Regions from separate parts of the Homo sapiens genome. Here region 1 is linked to region 2. A link is a contact called in ENCODE Hi-C or POLR2A ChIA-PET data. All regions are on one chromosome and are shown on one strand. Each heading gives the region's core, a stretch centred on a gene start or an enhancer-like site at or near the end of the contact. The rest is flanking DNA. Distances are from core to core; before and after follow the strand shown.

Evidence for each region. A loop is a pair of places that touch in the nucleus more often than their neighbours do. ChIA-PET counts read pairs that join two places held with the same protein, here RNA polymerase II (POLR2A). Pooled maps may share reads with other maps.
Region 1: a loop to region 2 is called in a map of prostate gland, with 7 times the contacts of the local background. The contact joins the promoter of ARHGEF26 here to the promoter of MBNL1 in region 2. A Hi-C loop is called at or near these places in 1 of 168 maps with a recorded cell type or tissue (prostate gland) and 2 of 50 pooled maps. POLR2A ChIA-PET finds 5 or more read pairs at or near these places in 2 of 52 experiments (Caco-2 and H1).

The regions. Positions count from the first base shown.
Region 1 is chr3:154,118,949-154,125,352 of GRCh38, reverse strand. It overlaps ARHGEF26 (Rho guanine nucleotide exchange factor 26), which reads right to left and starts at 3,963. Exons shown (of 15, transcript NM_015595.4): 1 at 3,834-3,963; 2 at 2,278-3,411; 3 at 904-943. The coding sequence starts at 3,360. It overlaps ARHGEF26-AS1 (ARHGEF26 antisense RNA 1), which reads left to right and starts at 4,143. Exons shown (of 4, transcript NR_037901.1): 1 at 4,143-4,281.
Region 2 is chr3:152,265,463-152,271,871 of GRCh38, reverse strand. It overlaps MBNL1 (muscleblind like splicing regulator 1), which reads right to left and starts at 2,943. Exons shown (of 10, transcript NM_021038.5): 1 at 2,780-2,943. It overlaps MBNL1-AS1 (MBNL1 antisense RNA 1), which reads left to right and starts at 2,246. Exons shown (of 2, transcript NR_027038.1): 1 at 2,246-2,444; 2 at 2,800-6,409. RefSeq lists silencers at 2,496-2,605, 3,006-3,055, 3,106-3,165 and enhancers at 2,056-2,897, 3,356-3,455, 2,898-3,740.

The DNA.
Region 1 (6,404 bases), core at 2,714-5,213, 1.9 Mb before region 2:
ATTTTTATAGATAAGTCATTTATAAATGTTCCAATGGGAAACTCATCTTTATAAAAATTATATAGGGAATTACTTGACAATCACCTAAGGCTACATATTTTATAACTCTGGGTGATTGTACATTTGCTTGACCTATGGAGGGGCACTCCCTTCTTTATTATTCTTTGAAGGTTGGAAAATCTTCACACTTCAAAACATGACAAAAATTTAACTACCCTCACTACCACCATGACCCTCTAGCCCAACAAGTGCTACAGCTGGGACTGCTCCCTTCATGCTCTTCCAGTTGGCTGACGCTTGACCCATCTATTTAAAAAAGTCCATTAATCTGATTAGGGTTTGAACACCTGGTTGAAGCTGCTTTTTTTTTTTTTGAGATCCTTAATAAAAATACTACATGGGTTGAAAAGTCTTAAGAATATGTTTTTGTCAGCCAGGAGAGTTAGAGTTTCCCCAAAGCTGAAACTTAATAAGGAAACAGGAAGTCAGAAATGATAATCAAATGTGGAAATATGGGCAGAATACTAAGTCAAAGGAAATGTGACCTAAAGAAATATGACTTCAGATCTAAATGCCAAAATCAGAATTTTTAACTAAAAAGCTAGATCTTGCTCTTACCCTTCCTGAGGAACATGGGGATGGAGCCAAGGTAGAGAAGAATTAAAAATCCCAGGACATCGACTGAAAAAGTTATCAGCCTATAAAAAATGCCATTAACTATATTCACCATTAGTATTACTAGATAAAAATTTAGCTTAGTGAGAAGCTTTGGACTGTATAATTTGAGAAGAAGTTGGACATATTTCTCATCGTAAGCATTTTTGTTACTGCAGTTGGATTTCAACTTATAATTGGTATTCCACATTGAAACAGCAATGAAAGTTTGGAAAATTAAATGCTTACCTTCCCCATCAAATGTTCCTTGTCCTTTCAGCATTTTTTTCTAAGAGACAAAAAAAAGTAAAAAAAAAAAAAAAAAAGGAAAAGCAAACTATGTATGAATGAGCCAAATAGAAAATACAGCTATTTTAAGTAAAAATACTTTTTTTTAGTCATTACATTAATTAGATTTCCAAGAGCGCACAGAAGCTGAGCCCTGGAGGAGTTCACTCATTTGATCACTACAATTCACTGAAACAATGAAATAAAATGTACAAGATCCCCCACACCCTGTCAAAACAGATTGAGAATCCTCAAATAACTAGCAGGTCAGCTCATTTTACAACTCGTGATTCACCATCACTGTTAAATTGAACTTTGCTATACTTGCAGAGTTGGAAAAAACACATAAAATGTTATGTAATTTATTTTCTTTAAGACCACGGGCTCTAAAATAAAACAGGCTTGCTTGTGTTTTGCATATGTGCCATTTATATAGACTGGTTCCAGTGCTCTGATTAACCAAGAAAAAATGTGGCTGCCAAAAAGAATCTGCCTTATTGCTGAAACCTGTGTTGTTTCTGTGGAAGGAAGCACACACTCCAAAATACCCCTCTTCAGTTTTCCCTGTTTCTTTATGTCATATTTGACAATATTTTAATAAGTGCAGCTAATGGGACAATATAGGGGAGCAATACCACACAGTGTCCACCCTAACCTTAAGTTTTCAGCTGCCAATCTGTTACATGCACTCAAGGATGAATGGGCATACAACGGGAATAAAACACAACCAAAGGCCACGGTGACAAAAACAAGCAACAAAAAAGATGACAAAATATTTATGTCTTTTGTGATCCTGGCAACTGATTTTCAAATTCACATTCTACCTGAATGACATCAAGTGCGTAGTAACCACTCAAAATTCAGTAAGTAAAAGCAAAAAATAATCAACAGGCTCAAACAGGAATCAGTATTTTTCTGAATCAGCTGTGATAACAGCTATCATTGACTGAAACCTCTAAGCAAACTCCAGACAACTTGACTGCAGAGTGCGGTTCTGAACATGCTCCTCCCCCTTTCAGCTATCTCTTTTAAAAGTGGTAAAGACTCACTCAGCCAATAATCTGCCATATTTCACTCTTGTCCCCCCCAATTCTGCCTGAGCTTAGAAATTTAAAAGTGATGAATTTCACTTCTTCCCACAAAGTTGCACTAAACTCGGCTGTGCCTGCCAGCATCAAAGTGGCCAAGAGCTGGATGTACACTAGCAATCAAGAGCAAAACACAGAATTAAAACGGAATGACTTCTTCGGGTTTCCTCTACGCTCCTCCTCCCCACTCCCAACACATTTACTTTCCGCTTAGTGAATGGCGTGCCACACTCCTGCCCACTTTTACCTTTATCCTTCCCAGACTGGAAAACTTCTCCTTGTCTTCCATCACCACTTTCAGAACAGGCTGGGACATTCTGTTCTTCTTCTTCGAGCTGGTAGGACTGTCAAAATCAAAGCCACTGACCACTGCCCTGCGATAAGACGTGGACCGCAAGCCTCTCCGCAGAGACCCTGGGCTATCCACGTCGTTATCGACCTCACTCTCCTCCCCTGCGTGACCCAGGGGTCCTCCTAGGCCCTCCACCATGCTGCGCACCTTGAGGAGTCTCTTGTGGGGCTCCACATTTTGATTGTTGGATTTACTTATTTTAATTTCCGAGGCCAGACTCTTCGGAATGATCTGCTGCTTCCCCACTTTGAGGGCGGCGGGGCTGTTTGTACTCAAAACCACGGAAGGATTCTCGAGGAGCTCGTTCTCCTGGGAGGGCAGCCTTTGGAGGGGGAGTTTTTGTTCCGAAGAACTTTTCTGGGGCCCAGGAAAGAGCCCCCGTTCGGGGTCCTTTGCCTTCCGGCCGGACTGCGAACCTGACCCAGGAGAGTCGTTATTAGCGGCAAGGCCATTTGCAGTGGGCGAAGGCACCGGGCTGGCAGTCAACCCAGTAAGGTCCTCCTCGGGGGTGCAGGGGGCGGGCGCGTTAGGAGTCCGCGGGGGGCGCAGAACCGGCGGCGGCGGCGGCGCAGGCAAGGTCACCGCGCCATTTGCTGGGGATTTCGGGGAGCCGCCAGGCACCGCTTTGGGGAGCTTGGGTGACTTGGGCCGTCGAAGTCGAGGAGAGGCAGCCCTGTACTCCGGGGATGCCGTCCCACCATTGGCCACCGCTCTCCGCTGGGCGCCCAGAAGCAGGGGGCTCCTATGTACCGTCCTGCTGTCCGAGGCGGTGGGCACCTGGGCGGGAATCTGCGCTGCGAGGAGCGTCCCTCCGTCCTCCACCGGGAAATCCGTAATTAGTAACCCGTTGGGGCTCTGGTAGGACTGGGGCCTCGGCTTGCTCCGGCCCAGAACCTGGTGGGGCTGAGGAATCGACCGCCTCCGCCACAAAGGGGTTATGCTGTTGCTAGAAAAATCCACCTCGCTCTCGCCGTCCATAGCCGGGCCTCGAAGTCAGCGCCGGGAGGAGCAACACCGAGTTAGTCTTGCCTAAAGAGGAAAGAAGTTAGGAAACTGTGCCTCTGGACAACCGGGGACGCCTGGCCGACTCGCGTGCTCCCAGACCGGCGGTCCCCCTGCTGCTGCGCAGGACACGACTGCACCGCACTTACCCGCCCTTTCTCGGGCAAAAACTGCACCACTGCGGTGCGCGGTTCCCGGCAGAAATCTGGGCTGCCGCCCAGGCGGATTAATCCAATCACCTCCGCGTCCCTCCCGCGCCAAAAGACCACCCGCAGCAAATGAGCCCGCCACCCATTCACTGAGTGCAAGCCGAGGCACAAGAAACTTGGGACGAGTTCAGCTTTCTTGGGAAACTCGCCGCGGGACGCTCCCTTCTGTCGCCATCCAGCCTCCCGCCCTCATCATGGGTACCCTCGCGCTCCAGGTGCGCGGCTCCCACGCAAATTTACCTTCTGGGGCTTGCAATGTCCGGGGCCGAGGAGCACCCACTACCCCGTGGGTGGCCCGGGTCCGGGACCGAAGCGCAGCCGCGAGAGCTTAGGAGAGCGCTGCCGCCGACCGCGGCGCCGGCGCCGGCCCGCCCCCACGCCTGACTACGCCCCCACACTTGGCCCCGCCCCCGTTTCGGCCCCGCCCAGATCCGCCTCCATCGCAGCCAGAAGCAAGAAGCTGTCTTCCCGCCCCCGCGTGCCTACAATCAGCCCCAGTCTCCCTGGGAAACCGACGAGCGCACCTGAGCTGGGTTCTGAGCTCCAGCGTTTTGGGGCTAGAAGTTGCGGACTAGTAGCTGAGGCGGCACGGGAGTGTAGGCGCGCGGGGTCGTTGCCGGGGGCACAGAGTGAGAACAAGCAAGGGAGCCCTGCTGAATTGCAGCTTAGGAAGCCCTGAATCCTGGAGGTGCGTTGAAACCGAGAACGCGCGGCGTAGTAGACTTTGTGAGATGCGTGGGCAGTAGCGCAGAGTTCTAACGCAGAGTCATGCCCTCTCAGCATTCAGGTGGTCTTAAATCAGATGGGCTCGTCCCAGTGCTGAAAATGCATTATAATATAAACAGATAGATGGGCTTGTTTGTGCCTAGAGTCTTTCCGTAGGAAAGACTGGCAGCTCTGAAGAGGGAAACTGGGTGGCTAGGAAACCGGAGGGAGGGAGAGTTTTCATATAATTATTTTTGGTCCTTGTATGCTTTGCATCTTGAAACCTATCTGTGAAAAATAAGCTCAATTTACACTACAAAAAAAGTATTGGTTTCCAACAGTACATAGAATAAAACTCAAAATCCTTAGCATGGCTTACAAGACACTTCACTACTGCCCTACTTCTTCAGCCTAGTCTTTCCTCCATCACTTTCTTCATTATTTTTTTGGCCACACTCAAAGTTTGACAGCCTCATAACCTTCCCTTTCGTTCCTTCTTGACCCGACTTGTCACTGCGTCAGAAAGGCCTTCCCTGTCCCCTCCTTAATTATACCATTGCCCCGTTTATTTTCCCAGCCACTTGTTCTCTTCTATTTTTGCACTTATAAAATTTTGTATATATATATATTTATGTGTTTATGTTTATTGTCTTTTGTCTTTACACAGTAATTTGCATGAGGGCAGGGGTCATGTTTTTTTTTCTTCTCCGTATTTCCGGCACATGGTGGGCACTTAATATTTATTTAATGAGTGAGAGAATGAATGACAGGAATGAAGTGAAAACAGTGACCATTCCTTCCAAAGTGCTTGGTTGTCAAATAGTAGAAAGATGGCTGTGTCTTGGCCAGGCTCCTGCTGTGTGACAATAATGAGGCAAACTTGAGAAGACAAATAATTTTAGACCATAAGAGCTGTATAATTGATTCTATTAGCAAGACAAATGGGCCCTTCTCCAAGTTCTCTTTCTGCATTCATGCATTCAGCAGGGATGCAGTGAGCATCCACTGTGTGCAAGTTATGCTGCCTGTTTTTGCCCTAGATTGAATGCAATGGCCAAAAATATTAAGATGTGATCTCTGGGTGGTGAGATGAAGGATAGTATGTTTCATGCTGCTTTATATTTTTCTATACTTAACGAAATATCCTGGACAATGAAGATATATTACTTTGATCTGAGACATTTTCATAAACAAAGAAAAAAAGAAACGGCATCGAAAAATGTATAAGAAACTTTTTTTTTTTTAGACGGAGTTTTGCTCTTGTTGCCCAGGCTGGAGTCCAATGATGCGATCTCGGCTCACCGCAACCTCCGCCTTCAGGGTTCAAGCAATTCTCCTGCCTCAGCCTCCCGAGTAGCTGGGATTACAGGCATGTACCACCACGCGCGGCTAATTTTGTATTTTTAGTAGAGACAGGGTTTCTCCATGTTGGTCAGGGTGGTCTCGAACTCCCAATTTCAGGTGATCCACCCACCTTGGCCTCCCAAAGTGCTGGGAATTGCAGGTGTGAGCCACCGCTCCTGGCCTAAGAAAATTTTTAAGAAAGAAATTTTCCACATTGGGTGGAAGACATGGCTGATTACATACTCACATGTAGGTACATAGACTTTTTTTTTAATATAAGGTGTTTTCTATACCAACATGTATTGCTGTTATATTGGGGAAATATAATAAATTAATTTCAGAAGTGGTTACCGACTGACAAATGGAGTATTCACCTAATTCAAAATGCAACCTGTGACCTATGTTAAGAAGCTGTAAAAGGTGATGTGAGAAGGTGGCTTTTCTTGAAATTATGTTGCTTCTACAAACAAGTATAACCAATATTTGTGACGACTTCATAGGATCTTCTTACCTCATTTCCAACAGACAACAAAATACCTACCAAAACAACAACAAAACACCAAGCTCTGGTCCTTCACTGAGGGAAGTTTACAAACTCACAGACCTAGTGCCTATTCAATTTATTGTTATCTATTCAAATCTAACCTATCTTCAATTATATGTTCCACTCAAAAGAAAGGAAAAGAGCTGCTAATAAAACTATGACAATATGTTATGTCATATCGAATTTTTACTTTATACTTAGTGCTTTTAGACACTTAT
Region 2 (6,409 bases), core at 1,694-4,193:
AAGACACATTTCAAGTGCTCAACAGCCACATGTGGCTACTGTACTGGACAGCACATTCTAGATTTCCAAACATATGAAGCTTTTTGGCCTAAAAAAACCATACACTTTAAAATCTTTCTATGTCACATTCTCTATGATCCATATGGTTGATGGGATTTTATTTTGGGCCAATCACTTCGTGAACCTATTTCACTTCTTTCCTCCACTCTTTTGACTCTCATATCTACTACCCACCCTAATGCCTTTGCATACAGAATTTTAAAAACCCAATCACCTATTCTTTTCAGCTTCTCCTAACCAAGACCTGAGATGTTCTCTAATCCGCACATCTATCACCAAGCAGAAAGCCAGAAGGTGCAGCAAGATTATTTATTCTCTGTTTCCATATAGATCTATCAAATACAGGCCTAATGTATGGCAACAGTGACAAATGCAAGGGCATTTTTTTCTTATAATGAAGATAAGGCATTTTATATAATAAAGTAACACACCCTTCCTCAATGAGAAATACAATTTTCAATGAGAAATATAATTTTACTCTTTTTTTTTCCCCCAGGAGAAATTTTGGGTTAGTCTGTTCTTGTTCTGGAACAAAACCCAGTGTTTCATTTCATAGGAATTCTGTGCCCAAAGGAAGAACAGAATGTTGGAATCAAAATTTAATGAATTCAACTTGGAGTCTAACTTTGCCTCAAATGTGGAAATGTAAACACAAGCAATAATATCTCAAACCATATAACACTTCAGTTTCTCTTTGGCATGACTGCGCAGAGTACCACACTTGATGTGTATCTACACACAAATTTGTTCACAGTTACATAAGGAAAAAAATTAAACTAGGCATATGTGAGGTTTTTCTGAGTCTCTTAGTAATAATGAAATCTGATTATTATGTCTTAAGTGACACTATAATTATAGATGAACAGGTTTTCTGTTGCTGACCCAACCTGTTCCTTAAAACACAAAAGGCAACTTTTGTAGTCTTCAGCAAGGAAACCCCCCATTAAACAAATAAGACTAAAAAAGCTATGCCTACATTTTCAAAGAAGACCTAACAATATAATAATAATAATAAAGTAACTCCCATGCAAATACACAAAACAGATAAAAACTAGAACATTAGGTTTTCTAAAGAAGTTTAGCCTTAGTTGTCACCAACTTTAAGAAAGCAAGATACAAGTGACAGCGATGTGCATTCTCAGGCTACAAAATAACTTATTCAGTGCCTCTATCTATAACTACATCTAAGACATTCTAAGTATTGAACTGCACATTCCTGGGATAAATTTTACAGTCGTTGAACTTTCATTTTCTCTCTGGGTGATAATATTTTATCTCAACAGCAAGGAGAAACACCAACACACTTAGGAATCCACACAGAGAGATAACTGTGGAGTGGCTCTCTTGTGCTGGTATAGAATACTTAGGTACTAAACACCCTCTGTGTATAAACAGACACTGTGTTCAAACCCAGGAGGAAGGGACATAGTGTCCACCGGTGTAGTATTTCAAAGCACGCTGCAGAGGGCTCGAAAGTCTAAAAGCATTAATTATGACTTCTCTCCTAGCGTATTAATTTAAGAAACTCCTCAGAGTATATGGCAGAGTTTGCCATCCATCTGCTATGACTTGTGCCTGTGCTGGTGGGCACACAAAGTGAAGTCAGCGGCAACAACCTTTCCGGCAGCTTCTTAACTTTAATCCTGGGGAGACATACTCCACGGAAATACACCCCAGAATCCCAACAGCCGCATACTCTCCCGGCCCCAGAGAGCCTTAAGAATACAATATTACTCTGGCAGCAACACCCCTGTAGTTGTAAAGTGCTGTGCGAGGGGAAGGCATAAGCGCCACCATATACCTGCTCGTGTTACAGGCTCTGGAATCAAAGTATTCTCACATGACACATTACTACCAATAACAGATTCCGGCTCCGTTTAAAAAAAAAAAAAAAAGTTGGGGGGTGGCTACATATTTGTCCTGCTTTTGTCTAAAAACCAGAACCCAAGTACTAACTACTTTTCATTCTTTTCAACCTTTCATGAAAGCAATTCAACCAACTGCGGCTCCACCCAAAGAGCTTCTATACTTACTTTTCTTACAGTTTTTGAGTGACGCACTACAAAACGATGAAAAAAAAAAGAAGAAGAAGAAAAGGAGGAGGCAGCCCTCTCCTACAGGGCGTCTTCCGCCCTGTAAACTTGGCAAAAGGCAAACTGGCCTGAAATACAGCACTCTCCATATAAGGCAGCCCAGCTAAACATGTCATGCGTAATTTATGGGTAGCAAGCAGAGAATTAACCTTTGCGTGCACATATTTGGCCCAGATGAAAACCGGGCGGGATGGCAGCCCCGGGGCCAGGGATGCGGGAGCCGCCGGGAAGACCCGCGCGCCGCTCGACTCAGAGGGACTCACACCTTCCCCCGACAAAGGTCATTAAGTTGTGAGTACACTTGCACGCACCTGTTTCTCTTCTCGCCCCCCTGTTTCTCCCTGGGTCCCGCTGGGCTGCCAAGCCGTGCGCGGGCTGTGCCGTGACAGCGTCCGCAGAGCCCGCGGCAGGGAAGGGCGCAGGAGCGGCTGCGGCTCACCCTCCCGCCTTCCCCCGGGCAGGAGGTGCTGAGGGACGCGAAACCAACTACCGCGAGCGGCCCGCCCCTGCCCGGGAGAACCGCGGCCGGCGAGCACCTCCTCGCACTTCCTCCTTCAGCCACGGGCAGACCCGCCGGAGTCCGAACAATGAAGCGGCGCGGGGAAACTGTGAAAATGGAAACTTACCTCTCACATTTTTTTTTCAGAGGCGGCCCCACTGTCGACCAAGTGCCCAAGGCATTGTGGGAGTCATGATTCCAAGATGCCCGCGACGGAAAATGGAACTTGTCAGCTCCTTGTCATGGGAGCATTGTGGGCGCCACAACTCATTCAGCTGCAGTGAAAAGACTGTTGCATGTCGCTGTGCAGCCTCTTATCGCCGAGGTCTGGCTTCCGCTGCTGCTGCGCGGCCCCTCCCCCGCCCGCCCAGCCCCACCAGGAAGCCCAGGGCGGACTCGTCGAGCTCCTAATGCACGCGGCGGCGAGAAAAACGCTCTTCAACTTTCCGCCGGCGCCCTCCCGCGCTTCCCCGGGCCACAGGGTCGCCTGTCAACCGGACAGAGCCCGCAAGAGCGGGTCATGGGCGGTCGCCCAGCGGCGCCGAGAGCAGGAGGAAGCCGGAGCCCGCGCGGGCGCCGTGGATCCCCTCGGCCTCCCGTTGGTATCTTCCATCTCATGCGTTCAGCATTGTAACCTCGCGGCGGGCGTGCAGACCGGACGCCCTCCCGCTTCTTCTACCGACTGCTAGGCACACCAGTGGGTTCATTTTGAAAGAGGCCCTTGCACCGGGCTTTGCAAGGAAGCCGGCAAGGTTAGATTGAAGGTTAGAAGCCAATTAGACTAGAATCCTGCGATCTGGTGAGACTGCCGCCTTAAAATGCACCAAACAGTTTTTGAACCTGGAGGGCTAACAGGCGGGAAAAACATCTGCAAGACTGCCACCGTGTATTTTTCTCAAGTAACAGGCTATCCACAGTTTTGGAATTCCTTAGTGAAACTGTCACACAGGCACAAACACATGTCAGCTTTCCTTCTAGTTTGTAAATAATATTTGTAATTTACAGGCCACTGTATTCCCAACTTTGCACCATGTGATTTAGAGAAAGCAAAGCTCCCTCTTTAAAAATAATATGTTACTTCTGAAATACCGGGATATTCCACGGCAAGTAAGCCATATTGTCGCCAGAGCAAATAAACCGCAGCCCCATATCATAATTCACTGGGTGCTATAAGATGTAACTTGGCTTTGCTTTGAATGGAAAGAATCCTGAACGTCTGTGATGTGATGAAGTTTTGGAGACTGGGGGCAGGATTTCCTTTGAATGTAAGGAATTCGGATAACTTGTTCAAGGATGATTCTAGTGAAAAACGTTTGTCCCATGTTTGTTGGGACAAAAATGCTGGATATGGTACAACATTCTTCCTGCAGGTTCGGTTTTGTTGAAGAGAGTGAGGCCAGCTCGAGGTGAAGGAAAAACATCAGAAAGGTGCTAAAGTGCAGAAATATCTTCCAGAGGCACTAATAGCCGACTTTAGTTCTTGACCTTTAGCTAGATCCACAAAGCACTGAGTTAAAATTGTACACTGATCCCTTCCAGAACAAATTAATTAATTAAATGGTGCCTCTTCCCAGCGTTAATCGTTTAAAAGGACTCAAGTACCCACACAGTTTAAGCAAACTAAAAGAACACTGACACTTTCTCAGAGAACAGGGATGGGAACTTTCTATCTGCCCATTAGTATCTACCCCAAGCTACGAAGACTTCCATTCCTCTTATTAAGCATTCAGCAACTACATTTAGTGCCTACTATGCCAGTGATGCAAGAATGGATAAGACAGTCCCTACACTCAAGGATAACGCCTCTAGTAGGTGAGAGACAAACCGATTAATTCTGCATAAGGGATAAGTGCTGTATGTGGGAAGCAATCCAATGAGGGCTCTGAGGATGGCAAAGGAAGGGTTCCTGGAGGATTTACATTTAACTGGTGCCTTGAAAGGTGTGTAGAAGTTGGCAAGATCAAAAGGGAGTAGAGTCCAGGTGGAGAAGAGAAAAGAGCAGGGCAGGCTGGATGGCATGGCTCACACCTGTAATCCCAGCACTTTGGGAGGCCATGGAGGGAGGATTGAGGCCAGGAGTTTGAGACCAGCCTGGGTGACATTAAAAGACCCTGTCTCAAAGAAAACGAAAGGAGCAGGGTATATACAAGGGGTCTGCCAGCCTTCTCAGCCTTTCTGTGAGAAGCGAGGGTAGGGTAGTACAGGAGAGTGGCAGGAGATGACACTAAAAGTAGGTCTGTGTTGATCTAACGAGTCTCAACTTTACTGCCAAAACTAATGAACTAGGAAAGTTTAGGCAGCAAGGGCCAGAGATGGAGTCTGGACTTGTATTGCAGAAAGTTCCTGTGACGGCAGCTTGGAGGGTGAATGAGAGTGTGGGATGGAGGGGTGAATGGGTGTGGACAGACTGGAAAAATGACTCATGCAGGGAATGAGGAAGGGAGGAGCCTTGGGAGACTCTCAAATCCCTGGCTTAGCCTACTGAATTGCTTGCTACTTGCCTTTTTATGTCTTCATTTTGCCTCCCATTGTCTGTGATATTAAAGGCCTAACTTCTTAGTAGAGCAAACTTTGCATCTGCTAGCAGGTTGGTGCCCTAGCTAGCTTCCATGCCCCTCTGCTTAGAATGCCTGCGAACCACTAAGGACTAATCCTAGTGGTAGAAATTTATTTTCAATTGTTCTCAAACCCTTGTAGAATTCCAAGTTAGAACTGTAGTGTTCTTTTTTCATGTGGGTTAGAAAATTTGCTGTTTGGAGCAACATGGTGAAACACAGGACTTTTGAACCTGCTTATGGTGCAAAAGGGGAAATTATATTTCTACTTCAACACTGGAGGAGGGGGGACTTCTGGGAGCAAAAGAGAAATGGAAACTGAGATGAGACATGTTTTTTACTCCATGACAGAATACAAAGAAATACAAGGATGATCCTTTAATGTTAGAAACAGTAGAATAACCATCCTGGTAAATAAAAAAGGAGAAAAAATGTTATTTTACATTAGATACAGAAAAACAGAATGGCTAAGAAAACTCACAAAGCAATGGTCAATCTATAACTCGAGTCCAAATAAATTGTGATATAACACTAAATTACCACTGATTTGGCCTAATTGACTATCACTGGATAACATTATAACATGAATGATAATATTTAAAATTTTAAAGCACTGTAACAAACACCAGATCATGTTAAAACTATTCAATCATGTTGTCAGCTTTCAACTGCCAGTAGCATCCTAACCACATTTCAAACTATGGAAATTACTAAAAAATCATTATTGTAATAAAAAGTTAATAGTTCCTCATTTAGAATACCATTGATATTCCCTCAGTGCCAGGAGAACATTATGGTTTCTCCTATTTCTGTGAAGTGTATAGTCTACAGGTTCATAAGTGAGTATATCCATGAGTATAAAAAGAAGGTCATTTATGGGTGGAGAGGGAAATTATAGAAAACAATTTCAGATGAAATAAACTACATTTTCAGATAAAGGAAAGAGTGTTCACTGCAGGTTCCTGAAATATTTCAGTCCATTCAAGTTTTAATTATACCAATGAATCTCAATAAAAATACAGTTAAGGAATATGGTTTTTATAGATAATGTCAGCTCCTTGTTTACCAATAATAAAGATAAAGATAATGGCAGCATTTATCTTTTTCAGTCCAATGGGGATATTTAAGGTACCTATGTAAGTGTGTGAGTGCCTGTGTGAATTGTGACTTACTTCTTCTGCATACCACATTCATAGCTCAAT